Regions from separate parts of the Homo sapiens genome. Here all the other regions are linked to region 5. Evidence: chromatin contacts called from ENCODE Hi-C or POLR2A ChIA-PET data. All regions are on one chromosome and are shown on one strand. The core of a region is the stretch at or near the end of the contact, and the rest is flanking DNA. Distances in the headings are between cores, read along the strand shown.

Region 1 (2,700 bases), core at 26-2,525, 670 kb after region 5:
CTCTTACAGAATGGTTGCCTCTCCCAGCATACTATAAGTTCCTGGTGGGCACAGATCTAACCTAATTTGTATTTATATTCCTATTGCTTTGCATCATGTTTGGGGAATAATATGTATTCAACAATAGTGGCATGATTGAATTAAAGTGGAATACTGCTAACGAACAAAGTATTATATTTCTAGCAGATTCACTATTCTTTTCTTACATATTCTAAAGGTTAATACGCTCAATATCCAAGAGAAATGTGTCCTTACTTCTCTCCAAGCATACGAAATTTCCAAAGTTTTTTTAAAAAAACTACTCATTAGATAATTTTATATTGTTACTTAAACCCAAGATCTGAAGGCCTCCTAACATTCAATAACTTTTTAGTAGTTTTTTTTTTTTCCTAGAAGAGCAAAGTCTCAGAACTCCACGGAAGCCTGGAAATCGTTTTATTCTAATTTTAGATAAGCTGTCTGAACTAAGAGATCTCTGAACTGGTCAAAAGCAGGAAAGTGGGGGTCTGGGAAGAAGACAAAAACAAACGCCACATAAAACGTCATGGAGCAAACTAATCAAGAACTTTAGCAAGAAACGGAGAGAAAGTCTTAAGGAGGACACCCAGAACATCTCCAGCTCCTCCTGGCCCGTCTCCTCAACTCCTCTTAATTCCAGCCAGTCAGAGCGCGGGGCCATCTGCCACTCCCAGGATGCCACGCGACGGGAGCGGACGCTGCGAGGATGCACCTCCACACGTCAACCTCCCACAAACAGCATGGCTTCGTGGCGTGAGCACCCGGTTCGGACCTGAACGCCTGGGTCCGAGTCCCACCTCCCCCTCCTGCCTGGTCTGCAGCCCTGCGCAAGTCCTCTTGCCCTCGCTGAGCCTCAGTTTCCTCATCTGTAAAATGTAATGATTCCCTATAATTGGCTACAGGGAGATGAGAAGTGTAAATGGTTTTAAGGAAGACACAGGCAACTCTCTAACTTGTTACGGCTCTGAACCTCGCGGTGCTCACTAACCAGCCTTGAGACCAATCTCTCAAAGTCACCCCGCTCCTCCCTTCCCGCCCGGCGCCTGTACTGAGGCCGCTCCCTCCTGTTGGCCCCCATGCGGAAGGCGCGCGGCGCCGTCTGCCGTACCTGCAGCCACCTGGTCAGCGGGGCCCTCTTGCTGACCCACGACGAAGTCGTGCACGAGGCCCCATAGGGCACCCATAGGCGCCGCCGCCTCCACAGCCGCGGCAGCGGCCATAACGCGAACTAGAGACCGTGGGAGGGGATATGGGCGGTGGCTCGAGACGGGCTCTCCGCGCATGCGCCTCCCGAGCCAATCTCCGGGGAAGCGCAAGGGGGCGGGGCGCCGGGGTCACGTGCCTGCCGGCTTCTGCCTAGGCAGTTCCAGGGAGGGGCGGGGCCTGAAATGGGGCGGTGGCACCGAGAGGGAAGGCGGCTGCTGGGCACGCAGCCGGAGGCGATTGAGGGCGAATAATTCCCAGCCCGGCTCCCCGGGAGACGGGCTGCGGGGCGGGCACCTGGCTGGGTGGGGAGAGGGGCGGTACGCACCACGGGGGAAGCCAATGAGAAAATCAGGCCCAGCCCTAGGGGGCGGTGCTGTCGGTCACATGCGCACCTGGGGCGGGTGGTGGCGGCGGCGCGGGCACCGCGAGCCGGCGGAAGGGAGAGGGGCCGGCCTGGGGCGGGGTTAGGCAGGTGAGTGACAGGCTCCAGGGGGCCGGCCCCTGCCTGGTGCCCCGAGCGAGCCGGGAGTAGCTGCGGCGGTGCCCGCCCCCTCTCTCCGCCCCTCCAGCGGAGCTGGTCTCCGGCCGGGCACCGTCGCGGGCCCCCCTGGCCCGGCCACCTGGGACCGTGCTGGGGAGTCTGCCACTTCCCTCTCTCCCCTGGCCCGCAAAGTTTTGGCGGAGCCATCGCTGGGGCTGAGCGCGCCCCCGGGGGGAGATCGGGGAGCGCCCGATGCCGGGCGGCCGGAGCCATTGACCCGGGACGCCGCCGTCCGCTGAGCAGCCGACCACCCCGCCGCCTCCGGTGCATGGGGACTGGCTGAGGAGCCAGCATGGGCAACTGCGTGGGGAGACAGCGCCGGGAGAGGCCGGCAGCCCCGGGACACCCCCGCAAGCGAGCAGGTAACGATGGGGAAGGGAGCAGGGCCTCGGGCATCCCGCCAGTTGTCCCCCTCCTCGCCCGAGTCCTGGGCTTACCGATGGACTCCCCACTGGTGCTGGCGCTTGGGTTTCCCCGATGGGCTGCTCCGCAGCCAGAGGGGGCCGCTCCCCAGCGCCGGGCGGCCGGGGGAGCTGAGTTGGGGCAACTGCGAGCACTGAGCCGGCTGCGCGACCAACTCTCTCCAACTGGGTAGCTCCTGGTGGGGGTGGGGGCAGGAAATGTTTGCAGACCGCAGCGGGGCCGACGGATCGGGAGGAGGCCGGGGGCGAGGGCGCCGCTGGCCTGGCAGCTCCGGCCGGGGTCGGACGCCGGCCCGTCGGGGCACGGCGCGGGCAGCCAGGCGTCCCCAGAACTCGGAGCGAGCGAGGCGAGAACAGTCGCTCCTTCCAAAGACTGTGTCATTATCGAGCTGCAGATCGTGTCTGCGGGAATCCGACTTGCAAAGCAGCGCAGGACTCTGGGAAAGAAATCTTTATTTTTCCCGCAGGGGTTTTTAGAGCCTCTCGGCCGTCTGGGAGTCTATAAAAGATGGG
Region 2 (2,700 bases), core at 11-2,510, 790 kb before region 5:
CTGCAACTGAGAGACAGGCCAGGGCAGCCTTCTCCCTGGACTATGTCGGGTTAGGCCGGGATCTGCCAACTTCAGCTTCTGAGTTTCCCTTTTCTTGCCTTTGGTTCCTGCGGGCCTGCTCTCCTGGGTATAAGCATCGTCTATGGATAGGGTACGGCTCATATACATGTCTGCTGATGATCTTCAAATGAAGATGCCACCCAGAATCACATAAAATGTATTTATCACTTTGTAGTAGTTCTTTATCATCATGTATCTTTTTGGACAAAGGATTCAAAGTAAAAGGGGTGAAGTTTTAAAAATATTTACGTTTTACTATTAAGAGATTGATCTCCAGTCTCAGAAAAGTGGACAGTCTCACTGTCCTAGGGTTACCATCCACCTCTTTTGTGATAATCCACCAAAGAGGTTAAAATACAATTGATTAGGTTTCCTCTAATCACATTTCAGCCCCCATATCACCTCAATTGACGTCGGAGTGTTCTCACAGTTTTGCAGTTTCCTGATTTACGAGCACAGATGGTTAATTACATCCACCATGGGTTTGACAAGCAAGGTTACTAGAAGTAATCTTAAATGTCTTCATTCAAAGCTCTTGGGAATCCCTACAGCAACGAAAATAAGGAGGGGGAAGAGATTAATTAGGTTTCTAGAAGAAAGGTGGAGTTTGAGGTGGAACTTAAAAAAAGAGCATAATTTCACAGGAAAAAAAAAACGCTTCAGGGGCTGCAGAAACAGCTAAAGCACATTTGGAGGGCCTGATGATCCACGGAGCAGCCCCTGGGATGGAAGCGGTTGGTGCAACGTGAAGTAAGGTAAACCGAATCCATGCCGTGAAGACTTTTAAACGCCAAACTGAGGCGTCGGAACTTTGCTCCGCGGGCATCGAGGAGCCATCGAAGGTTCTCAGCAGGTGAGTGGCCTAACTGGATTGGTCACTGCAGTGATCCACCTTACAATTTCTCCGGCGCTCTCTGCCGACCTCAGCCGGCGATCAGGCCGGCTTCGCAGTAGGTGGCGGCTGAGCGCCCCGGCAACCGAAGCGCCAGGCCAGCCCAGGCCACGCCGCGCCGTGCGGGATGCTGACCGTACCCAGGCGGGAGCCGCCGCGCCGCCGCCTGGCGCTGCACCTGGGCCCGGCCCGGCCGCCAATTGGACGGCTCGGGGCGACCCCGCTGTATCGCGAGACGAGATTGGCAGCGGCGGGGCCTCAAGTGCCCCCGCGCTGGCTTTGTATGCGGAGCCGCCTGCCGGTCCTTTAACAATGGGCGGCGCGAGCGTCCAGGCGCTGGGCTCTAGCTGAGGCCGGCGCTTAGCGGCCCACTGTCCGCAGCATGAGCGGGGCCGGCGTCCGCCGCACGACGGCGGGGCTGGGGCTGTGAGGGCCGCGGTTCCGGGTAAGGGAGCCAGCGTGGGGCCGGGCGGCCCGGCAGGCCTGGGGTAGGCGTGGGGCAGCGGACCCTCCCGGGGTGAGGCGCAGAGCCTGGCTGGCCCGGCCTTTTGTTCCCCTTTCTGAGGCCGCGCGGAACGTGCGTTTCTCGGGGCTCCCGGGGAGGAGCAGGCTCCCGACGTCCATGCGGAGACCCGCGGCCAGGCAGACGCTCACCCCCGGGCTTTGCCATGGGAGCGTTTCCCCTCAGCGGGGCTATGAGCGTGTCACCTCTCCCCGCTCCTCAGGGAGGGCGGGAGAACTCCAGCCCCGGACGCAGGGAGCCCCAGCCGGGCCTCCCCCAGCTCTTCCCGAGCTCGCACCTGGCTCCGCGCTTTGGCAACTCAGGGCCCGAGTGGATCCCCTTTTGCCCGACACATAGTCGAGCAGTGAGTCTCAGAGTCCTTCGGCTCTTCCTGCGGGGGCAGACCCGGCTTCGCGTGTGGCGTTGGGGGAAACGACTCGGGTCGGGCTGGGTTGAGGAAGAGTCAAGTGAAGATGAGCAGCCACACCGGGTGGCCTGAGGTCACACCCCCCGGGGAGGGGGCGCAGAGGGTCGCGGGGGAGCCGGCAGTGACCGCGCCTGGGGTGTGTCTTACAGACTCGAGTTGCCGCGTCGGGCTGGGCGCGCCGCCGGGTCCCATGGAGCTGGAGGGGCAGTGGTGGCGAGGACAGCTGGCCGCCGATATTCACCAAGCGCTTCGCTACAAGGTAACTCCGAGGCCCGGCCTGCCTTCTCCTTCTGTGTGTCGCGCCAGTTGTTCTGAATCTCGGCTCTCTAGAAGGTCTAGTCAGGTTCTTTACTCACTATCTTCCGGGCCAGAAAAGGCGAGTTTGCTCATTTGCTCAAGGTTAATTAACTTCTTGGCTCCTTCTCTGGGATGTATCAAAAGAACCTGCAACCTGAATGAGTAGGGAGATGGTAGTTGGGCCAGGGAAGGTGGAAAGGGGCGTTCTGGCTTCCAGGTGGGTCATGAATTTGATCTTGTATTTTAAAAGATATATACACTGAATTTTTGTTGGGCAGAACAGCCCTCTTTGTTCGAGAGTTGCCGTTGCATGCAGCCAGTTTAAGTCGCTTTTGTACATAAATTCCTCAGCCTTTCCGCTAACTTGCCGTGAGACGTGGACAAGTGAAATTTCTGTTTCTTGATTTCCTCATCTGTAAAATGAGGAATAATGAGTGTGCCTTATGATTCTGGCGATTGTGAAACTTAAGTTAGTACCGTACATGTGCTTAGAAACTGCTCTTGGTATATAGTAAGCACTAA
Region 3 (2,700 bases), core at 112-2,611, 800 kb after region 5:
AGAAAATGAAGGCTTTGATGAACAAAGATTAGCCTTGTTAGGAACCTAGAACAAAAAGTCAAATAATACTCCCCTTTTTTTTTTTTTTTTTTTTTTTTGAGACGGAGTCTTGCTCTGTCCCCCATGCTGGAGTGCAGTGGCAGGATCTTGGCTCACTGCAACCGCCGCCTCCCAGGTTCAAGCAATTCTCCTGCCTCAGCCTCCTGGGTAGTTGGGATTACAGGCACGTGCCACCATGCTTGGCTAATTTTTGTATTTTTAGTAGAGACGAGGTTTCACCATCTTGGCCAAGCTAGTTTTGAACTCCTGACTTCGTGATCCACCCGCCTCGGCCTCCCAAAGTGTTGGGATTACAGGCGTGAGCCACCGCGCCCGGCCTAAATATTTTTTTTTAAGTGTTTTAAAAGGAGCTCGAAATAACTGTTTTTCATTATAAGTCTAACCTCCTCTTTCCTCATGTGAAAAGTAAAGAAATGTATCGTTGCTATATGAAGGGTTCGTTTAGGGAAGACTGTGGGATGGTTAGATTGAAGAAAGTGGGAAGAAAATACTGGCGCCAAAAAGATTTTTTTTTTTTTTTATTTAAAGGCGATGATGACCTGGGGGTGATTGGGACTAGGGAGTAATACTGCCAGAATACTATCCTATTTCACGGGAAAGGGAATGCCAGGGCTGGACTCCGATATAGCAGTTATTCCTGCTGGTACCTAAGCAGTTCAGAGATGCTAGAATGCAGGGATACCACCCATCAACTAAATGAAGCATCCCATTCCCCAGGCTTCCATATGTGGGAGTTCTCTCCACCAGTGAGATAAAGGCGGGCTCAGGGAAAACAAAGCCCTAGACCACAACAAGGCAACACCTTCTCGCACCCCATTTTCACCTTCCAGGCGCGTTCCTTCCTGCTATCCGGGCCCGCTCTCCCGCCCGGCAGGGTCTAACGCTCACACAGGTCTGCCAATTCCCCTGATGCAACCCTCCACCCTCTGCTCGCTAACCCCAGTCCAGTCAGCTCTCCCGGGCCTCGACCCCCGCGGTGGAGACTAAAGGGTTCAGGTTTGGGTCCCCCACAGGCAACCGCCCTCAGGTCAGCGTATCCGAGGTGGAGCCGCGCCCCCGAGCCGGGTCATCTCGTGCTCCGTTCCTCAGTGCCCACCTGACCGATCACACTCTTTCCCGGCCCCCTCCCTCCTGCGCCTCCAGCCAACCTGGGGCCGGCCTTTCGGGATGACCGTCACGCCTGGACGCAGGGTTCCAGCGCCTCGGACTTTTCCTCTGATGGGCTCCCGGCTGCCACCTTGCTCTCCGCCACCTCCACCAGCGATTGCCCCACTTGACGCCGCCATCCTGGGCGACCGCACTGGGTACAATTCCCGCTGCCCATTGGCTGTTACCTAGGCAACCGGGAGCAACGCCACTCCGCATTGGCCCAGCCCGGCTCCACGCCATCTTTGTGCGGGGCCGAGTGTTTGCGAACCCGGGCTGACTATGTGAAAGAGGGGTGGTCCCACCTCTGCAACGCAGATAAAGACAGAGGATCCAGATCTGGCCTACCCAGAGGCCGTCTAGTTGAAATGGCAACCCCAAAGAAAACCAAACCTGCGCCCGAAGCAACAGTGACCATCAACGCGAGCGGCTCTGATCTTGCTCCAGTCCCCACTGCTGTCAAGGGCCCCGCCGCGGAGTTTAAGGCAGATCCTAAATCCAGCTTCAGAGAGGCAGCTTTGTAAATTGTAACGCGCTAGGCAGGATAGCCTCCAATAACTCTGTGCTAGACATTGTGATATCAAGACACTTTTGCATTCATTATAGGAATTTGTGCTGTCCTTGTCATTATCTAGATCCTTTTTGTTTAAAATATAGTACCTGGCCAGGCGCAGTGGCTCACATCTGTAATCCCAGCACTTCGGGAGGCCGCGGCTTGAGCTCAGGAGTGCGGGAGGCTTGAGCCCAAGAGTTCTAGATCAGCCTGGGCAACGCAGGGAGACTCCGTATCTACAGAAGAAAAAAATTACCCAGCCTAGTGGTGGGTGCCTGTAGTCACAGCTACTCAGGAGGCTGAGGTGGGAGGATCCCTTGAGCCCAGGAGGTTGAGGCTGCAATAAGCCATGATTCTGCCACTGTACCCCAGCCTGGGCGACCTAGCAAGACCCTGTCTCAAATAAATAAATTGCAAACCAAAAAGTATCTGAGACAGGTCTCAATCAATTTAGGAGTTTATTTTGCCAATGTTAAGGACATGCCCGTGACACAGCCTTAGAAGGTCCTAAGAATGTGTGTCCAAAATAGTCGGGACACCACTTGATTTTATACATTTTAGGGAGACGTAAGACATCAATCAATACATGTAAAATATACATTGGCTTGGTCCCGAAAGTGGGGGTGGGGGTGGCAAGTTCCAGGATGTAGGTGGATTCAAAGATGTCCTGATTGACAATTGGTTGAAAGAGTTTAAAGACCTGGAACCCACAGAAGGGAATGTCTGGGTTAAGTTAAGGAATTGTTACTAAGATATGCACGCACACACACACACACACACACACACACACACACACAAGGAATTGTGGAAATCAAGGTTTTTATTATGCAGAGAAGGCTACAGGTAGCAGGCTCCAGAGAGCATAGATTGTAAATGTTTCTTTATTTTTTTTTTTGTTTTGAGACAGGGTCTCCCTCTGTCACCCAGTCTGGAGTGCAGTA
Region 4 (2,700 bases), core at 125-2,624, 850 kb after region 5:
AACTGCTACTAGATCTAGGGATAACCCTTTCAAGATTTCTAGAACCCTGAATTCTGGCTGTGCTGCTAACTGGGTGACCTTGGATAAGTCTCAGTTTCCCCTGCCACAAGTTGCTCGTCATCAAAATAGTATAAGGCCAGGCCTGGTGGCTCACGCCTGTAATCCCAGCACTTTGGGAGGCTGAGGTGGGAGGATTGCTTGAGCCCAGGAGTTCCAGACCAGCCTGGTCAACATAGCAAGACTGCCTCTATAAAATTTTAAATAAGCTTTTTAAAATAAATGGTGAGTATAAATAACTCTTAACAGGAAAAGGGAGATTAAGTTTGTGACGGCATTCCTTCTAGTACCTGGTATACCACAGACATTCTATGCATGCTGGTTGAATGAATAAATGATGAAGGGAAAGGCTGTTTGACTACCAGGGGCTATAGAATCATTGTCATTTTCATCATCACAGCCATCAACAAATCTGTGTACTTTTAAATCATAGCTTTATGATTAAAATCATAGAGGCAGCTTGTTCAGTGTCAAGCGCAGAACAGAGCACGTTCAGATGGGTGCTTTCTTTCCTCCTCACTTAAGGTGGCACTATTGTTATACCCATTTTACAGATGAGAAAGCTACACCCAAAGTCACACAGCTGGCAGGTGATGGAAGCTGGGACATGAACCCAGGCAGTCTGACCCCAGCACCCGGGCTCTCAAGCCACTGTTATTTTTGTTCCTGCCAGATGGCTGAGGAGGTCTTCTGGGGAAGGTCGGTCCCAGAAGCCTTTCGGAGGCTATCTGCTTCTGTAGATTGTGGAAGGAGCAGGGAGGGATCCAAAGTCAGGACTCCCAAGCTAGCCTCTGTACCCTCTGCACTCCACTGCCCGGTGGAGAATTGGAGCAGGTACTCACCACACTGAAGGGCAGCTCCGACAGACCTCAAATGGGGATGGGGCAAGCTAAGATGCGCCCACTCCAACCTCTTCCACAGCCTTCAGAAAGGGCAGGCGCAGCTCTGCGAAGGTGCTTACAAGGGCCAGTCGGTGATCACGGGCAGCACAAGAGCATGGCAGAGGGTATCCTGGCCGAGGTCCTAAGGCGACATCTGCAGCACGAGGAGGCCCCGGGACTCAGACGTGGCCGCTTCGCAGAACGACGGGGTCCTAAGTGGATCTGGCGGTCGCGTCCCGCTGGCACCCCGGCTCTGACTGTCGCCCTCCGGCTCCCACCGCAGCGCCGAGCTGGGCCGCCGACCTACGTACCTGGTTGCTTGAGGCAGGCCGCACGCAGCCCCAAACTGGTCCGGGCCACTTGGGTCACAGCCGCGGTTCCCGGGAGAAAGCGCTCCCTAGCCCCGGAACAGCCAATCCTCGGCCCTAGCCAGGTATGAGCTCCCAGGCGAGCCTTCCAAACCCAAGGCGGAGTTCCGTGCGCCAATCATCGGTGGGAGACAGGGAGGGGGCGTGTCCATCCCCGCCCCCCGCCTCCGCTGGCCTCGAAAGCGGAGTGCGAAGCTTCCTCAAACCTAATCGGCGGCGGAGCGGCGGTGAGGGGGCGTGTCTGCCCGGGCCCTGCCCACCGCCCTCTCCGCCCCCGCGCGGCGCCCGAGGCGCCCCCTTCATTGACGTCAGTCCCCAGGGCCAGCGCGGTTTTGCTGGCGCGGGAGCTGGGCGGGGCTGCATTCCTGCCCCAGGGTGCGGCGAAAGCTGGCCCTGCCGGGTACACGTGACGGATGCCCCTTCTCCTGGGCCCGAGGCCAGCGCGCGCGGCACTGACTGCCTTGCAGCGCGTGGCCCTCTGCAGATCCTCAGACTCTGCCGCTCAAGTCCCCTCCCAGCCCACCGTTTGGCTCCGGCTTTGAGGGAGAGGAGGGGGCAGTCTGCTGGAGTCAGACCTTGGGCTTCAAAGCCAGAATGTCGTGGGTTCAAATATTGGGTCATTTGTGCGACTTTGGGCCGGTTACCTAAACAAGACCGTATTTTAAAGTTTGTATGCATTCGGAAATGTTCATTAGTGACCTATGCTGTCCGAGTTCCTTGATAGGCCGTAAACAAGAGAGACGGAAAGACCTATAGCCCTTGTCCTGGGGAGTCTACAGCCTAGTAAGGGAGGCAGGCATTAAACAACCTAAAACATGGAGTATGTGATTACAGTTGTGATCAATGTTATGGCTATAAGAGGATAAATATGGAGGAACCTAAGCTTCCTCTGGGAGGTTCAGGAGGGCTGAAGAAGCAGCATTTAAGCTGAGATATAAAGAAGGAGTTGAAACTGGTCAAATGAAGAGGAGTGGATCTGGGGAGACTGCTTTAAGGAAAGAGGGAAAGGCATTTGGTTGGGCCAGGAGGTAGCTTGGCTCCGGAGGAATTAAATGCGACCCGGAGTAAGGCTAGCAAGAGAGAGCACGGTGGGAAGTAGAAGGCAGAGGCAGGCAGAGAAGGTTGCATGTGATCCTTGGAGGGGTTTAAACAAGGAATGGCATTATATGTACTGTGTTTATGTAACGGGCATTTTATAGTACTTACCACGTACCAGTAGTGTCAGTCAGCACTTTGCAAATTTCATCATCATGACAAGTTTGTGTTTTTAGAAGGTCACTCTGGCTGCAGTTTGGAACTTGGATTGGAGGGGGCAGGAGTGGAGGCAGGGTGTCCAGTAGGCCTCTGATAAATGCTTGTTTTGTCCTTGGAAGATGAAGTGTTTGTGCACTTGT
Region 5 (2,700 bases), core at 119-2,618:
TTTGCGAATTTTATAAAGATCAATGTTTTAAGATTGGCGGGGTGGGCTGGGAGTGGTGGGGGGGAAGGTGCCTTCCTACCCTTGCATTTGCATCTCAAGCCACCCGTACCCGAGGCCCACCCAGTCCATCTGTTCATTGGTAGATACACCATTCCGCCATTCCGCCAGTGGCTGGTGCAGAGAACCAGGACCACCACCTTTGAAAAGACCTAAATCAATACTCCAATGGGATCCTGATGTCAAGTATTTAACGACTTTGCTTTACCTACTACAGTAATTAAAATTAAGTCTTCAAACTTAAATTTAAATTTCTAAAAGCAGGAATGCACTGTCCTTAATCTTAAACACCAAAGGTGGGAGAAAGAGGCCAGAATCCTAGGGTACTAGGCCTACTGGTATAGGGCGATCTCTTCTGCTTTTTTCTTTCCACCCCATTTCTTTTCCCTTTCTCCTTTCGTTTCCCATCTTCTCTCTTCTCGTTCTCTTCGAAGTAACAGTGACAAAATTAAGGTGATTCAATTATTCCAAGAGGCTTGCTCATATAAAATATTTCTCTTCAAGCCCTTTCCTGAAATCCCAAATTAAAGCATTTCCAATAGTCTCTGCTTTAAGTATTCCTAGTTAAGTCTACTTTTGGAAATATTAAATATTCTCACTTTGGCACAATATTCCAAAATTCCTTGAGAAGTTCGCCTACGATCAGTCTTGCTAGTAGAAACCTTTTTTTTTTTTTATTTAAAACGCTCGATTTCCACTTTTTACTAGGTTTCCCAATGTTGGCGATGTCTCCCAATGACTTAATAACGTGTATCCACTTCACCTTTGAAAATCTTAGAGGTCAGTGCATCCACCGGCATCCGGGAATTTATTCTTATTTCTGCTTCTTAAACAGGCTCTGGGGAGGAGCAGTTTCGACGGAGAAGTTCATAGCAGCAGTTATTACGGAACTTGCAACAGTTGGTGCCGGGCGATAGGCAGGTTGGAAGTGATAAATGGGGCTGGCGTAAAAAACAAAAAGCCCCGGGGAGGGCGGGGGCAGCCGTGGCCTTGGGGGACAGTGCGAAGGCGGCGCGGGGCCAGCGGGACTGACTTCCGGCTGTGGGAAGGCGCCGTCCCGGGCGGCCAGAGGCGGCGGCAGCCGCGTAGAAGGACGGCGGGATCGCAGCCCGGCGGGCGGCGCGCGGGGCGGGTGAGCGGGCCCAGGCCGCCCCCGGGCCACGCCGGGGCCACGGTGAGGTGAGGCCGGCCCTGCCCCCGCACCGCCCCCGGCAGGAGGCGCGACGCCCGGGCCGCGGGTGCGTGCGCGGCCCCGGGCGACGCGGCTGGGCGTGCGCGGGGCCGCGGCGGAGGCTGGGCCGGGCGGGCGGCAGAAGATGGCGAGGGTGTGTAGGCGGCAGCAATGCTCCGTTGAGAGACGCGGCTTTCGGCAAGAACTGGATTCGTGGCGCCACAAGCTCATTCACTGTGTAGGTGAGACCCTCCGCCGACCGCCGCCGCCCCTCCGGCCGCCCCGCCGCCGGTCGCCCCAGACCAGGGAGGAAGCTGGGGAAGTGGCAATTGCTGCTCCGGCCCGCCCGCCCTCTTTGGCTCGAGCGTCCCCCCTTCCCCCACCCCCCGGAGTGTGAGCGCGCGCGACCTCCAGGCGGGCTCCCCTGCTCGGCCGAGCGCGCGCCGGCCCCTCCCCTCCGCGCGCCTCCCCGGGGCTGGCTCTCGGCGGGAGCGCGGGTTCCTCCCCCTCCCGCTCTCCATCCCCGCCTGCTCGCTCCCCTCCCTCCCCGCTCCCGCCCCTGCTCCCGCTCCAGGCCCGGCGCCCCGGCGCCGCCGCCGGCTTATTGTGGCGACTCGCCTCGCGGCGCTGCCGCTGTACTGGGGGAGGCGCGAGGGGCGCGGGCGTGCTCGGCCCCCACCCGCGCTGTGGCCGCCGCCGTCCTCCTCCTGCGCCACCCCTCCCCCACGCGCGGGGCGCGCCCCCGGGTCTGCGTGCACGCGCGGCGGGCTGCAGGCGGGCGCCCGGCGCTCGGGCGTGTGCGAAGCGTGAGGTGGAGATGGGGGCGGAGGGAGCTGGAGCTGTCACAGTCCCCGGGTGCGCCTGACCGAGCCAAGTGGGGTGTCATGGCCGCGGGGGGCAGCGGCTGCACTTCCTCAGCGGGCGGCGGTGGCCGGGGAGTTAATCCTCGACGCACGGGTCGGTGTGTGCGTATTTGTGTTCGGTGTCGTGCTGCGGGAGGAGGGGGTGGGACCGGGTCCGACCGAGGAGCCCCGGCGGGGGTCGCTCTCGTCCCCTCCCGGGGATTGGCCGGAGCCGCAGCCTCGCCCGAATGCCCCGTCCGCCCCCCGCCTCCCGGACCTTGGGCCGCCCTCGGGTGGCTTTTTCCCTGCGGGCCGGAGGGAGCGCGGACGGGGGCGCCCCGGGAGGGGCCGGGCGGCCGAGCTGCGCCTCTCACACTGTGTGTTTTGTCTGTTTTTCTCTCCCAAGGTCCCGTTTCCCTCTGTGCGGCGGCCGGCGGGACCATAAGGGCTTAACTCATATATTTAACCCCCCTCCAAAAAGTAAGTGGCCCGTGTGGTGTCTCCGCTCCGCCCGCCGCCCCCTAGCCCCAGTCCATCCTTGTGTCTGACTCTCCTGTCCTCCAGCATTGTTACTTCCCCGTCTTTGCTTCGGTGCTGCTGGTGTGTGGGGAGATGCCCTCTCGTCGTCCG

What was found. A loop is a pair of places that touch in the nucleus more often than their neighbours do. ChIA-PET counts read pairs that join two places held with the same protein, here RNA polymerase II (POLR2A). Pooled maps may share reads with other maps.
Region 1: a map of CD4-positive, alpha-beta T cell shows a loop between it and region 5 (11-fold over the local background). The contact joins the promoter of MMS19 here to the promoter of LCOR in region 5. A Hi-C loop is called at or near these places in 4 of 168 maps with a recorded cell type or tissue (CD4-positive, alpha-beta T cell, CD8-positive, alpha-beta T cell and naive thymus-derived CD4-positive, alpha-beta T cell), 7 of 37 single-sample maps with no recorded cell type and 15 of 50 pooled maps.
Region 2: a map of CD8-positive, alpha-beta T cell shows a loop between it and region 5 (4-fold over the local background). The contact joins the promoter of CCNJ here to the promoter of LCOR in region 5. A Hi-C loop is called at or near these places in 4 of 168 maps with a recorded cell type or tissue (CD8-positive, alpha-beta T cell, aorta and naive thymus-derived CD4-positive, alpha-beta T cell) and 12 of 50 pooled maps.
Region 3: a loop to region 5 is called in a pooled map, with 6 times the contacts of the local background. The contact joins the promoter of MORN4 here to the promoter of LCOR in region 5. A Hi-C loop is called at or near these places in 2 of 168 maps with a recorded cell type or tissue (CD8-positive, alpha-beta T cell and naive thymus-derived CD4-positive, alpha-beta T cell) and 13 of 50 pooled maps.
Region 4: a loop to region 5 is called in a map of CD8-positive, alpha-beta T cell, with 12 times the contacts of the local background. The contact joins the promoter of AVPI1 here to the promoter of LCOR in region 5. A Hi-C loop is called at or near these places in 1 of 168 maps with a recorded cell type or tissue (CD8-positive, alpha-beta T cell) and 8 of 50 pooled maps. POLR2A ChIA-PET finds 5 or more read pairs at or near these places in 1 of 52 experiments (Panc1).

The regions. Positions count from the first base shown.
Region 1 is chr10:97,497,147-97,499,846 of GRCh38, forward strand. It overlaps MMS19 (MMS19 cytosolic iron-sulfur assembly component), which reads right to left and starts at 1,276. Exons shown (of 31, transcript NM_022362.5): 1 at 1,127-1,276. The coding sequence starts at 1,238. It overlaps UBTD1 (ubiquitin domain containing 1), which reads left to right and starts at 1,778. Exons shown (of 3, transcript NM_024954.5): 1 at 1,778-2,127. The coding sequence starts at 2,058. RefSeq lists enhancers at 401-931, 608-657, 1,018-1,187 and silencers at 1,428-2,187, 2,198-2,397.
Region 2 is chr10:96,042,323-96,045,022 of GRCh38, forward strand. It overlaps CCNJ (cyclin J), which reads left to right and starts at 1,261. Exons shown (of 6, transcript NM_001134375.2): 1 at 1,261-1,397; 2 at 2,031-2,140. The coding sequence starts at 2,072. The region is part of intron 2 of ENTPD1-AS1 (ENTPD1 antisense RNA 1); the gene reads right to left. RefSeq lists silencers at 650-844, 972-1,541.
Region 3 is chr10:97,632,139-97,634,838 of GRCh38, forward strand. MORN4 (MORN repeat containing 4) reads right to left here and starts at 1,362. Exons shown (of 5, transcript NM_178832.4): 1 at 1,209-1,362. RefSeq lists an enhancer at 1,626-1,715.
Region 4 is chr10:97,685,867-97,688,566 of GRCh38, forward strand. It overlaps AVPI1 (arginine vasopressin induced 1), which reads right to left and starts at 1,375. Exons shown (of 3, transcript NM_021732.3): 1 at 900-1,375. RefSeq lists enhancers at 512-1,465, 1,199-2,398, 1,466-2,419 and a silencer at 1,362-1,741.
Region 5 is chr10:96,830,930-96,833,629 of GRCh38, forward strand. LCOR (ligand dependent nuclear receptor corepressor) reads left to right here and starts at 1,369. Exons shown (of 8, transcript NM_001346516.2): 1 at 1,369-1,470; 2 at 2,477-2,550. LOC102723665 (a long non-coding RNA gene) reads right to left here and starts at 1,529. Exons shown (of 1, transcript NR_135921.1): 1 at 1-1,529. RefSeq lists silencers at 952-1,251, 1,272-1,321, 1,332-2,051, 2,092-2,151, 2,192-2,431 and enhancers at 1,178-1,892, 1,893-2,608, 2,609-2,700.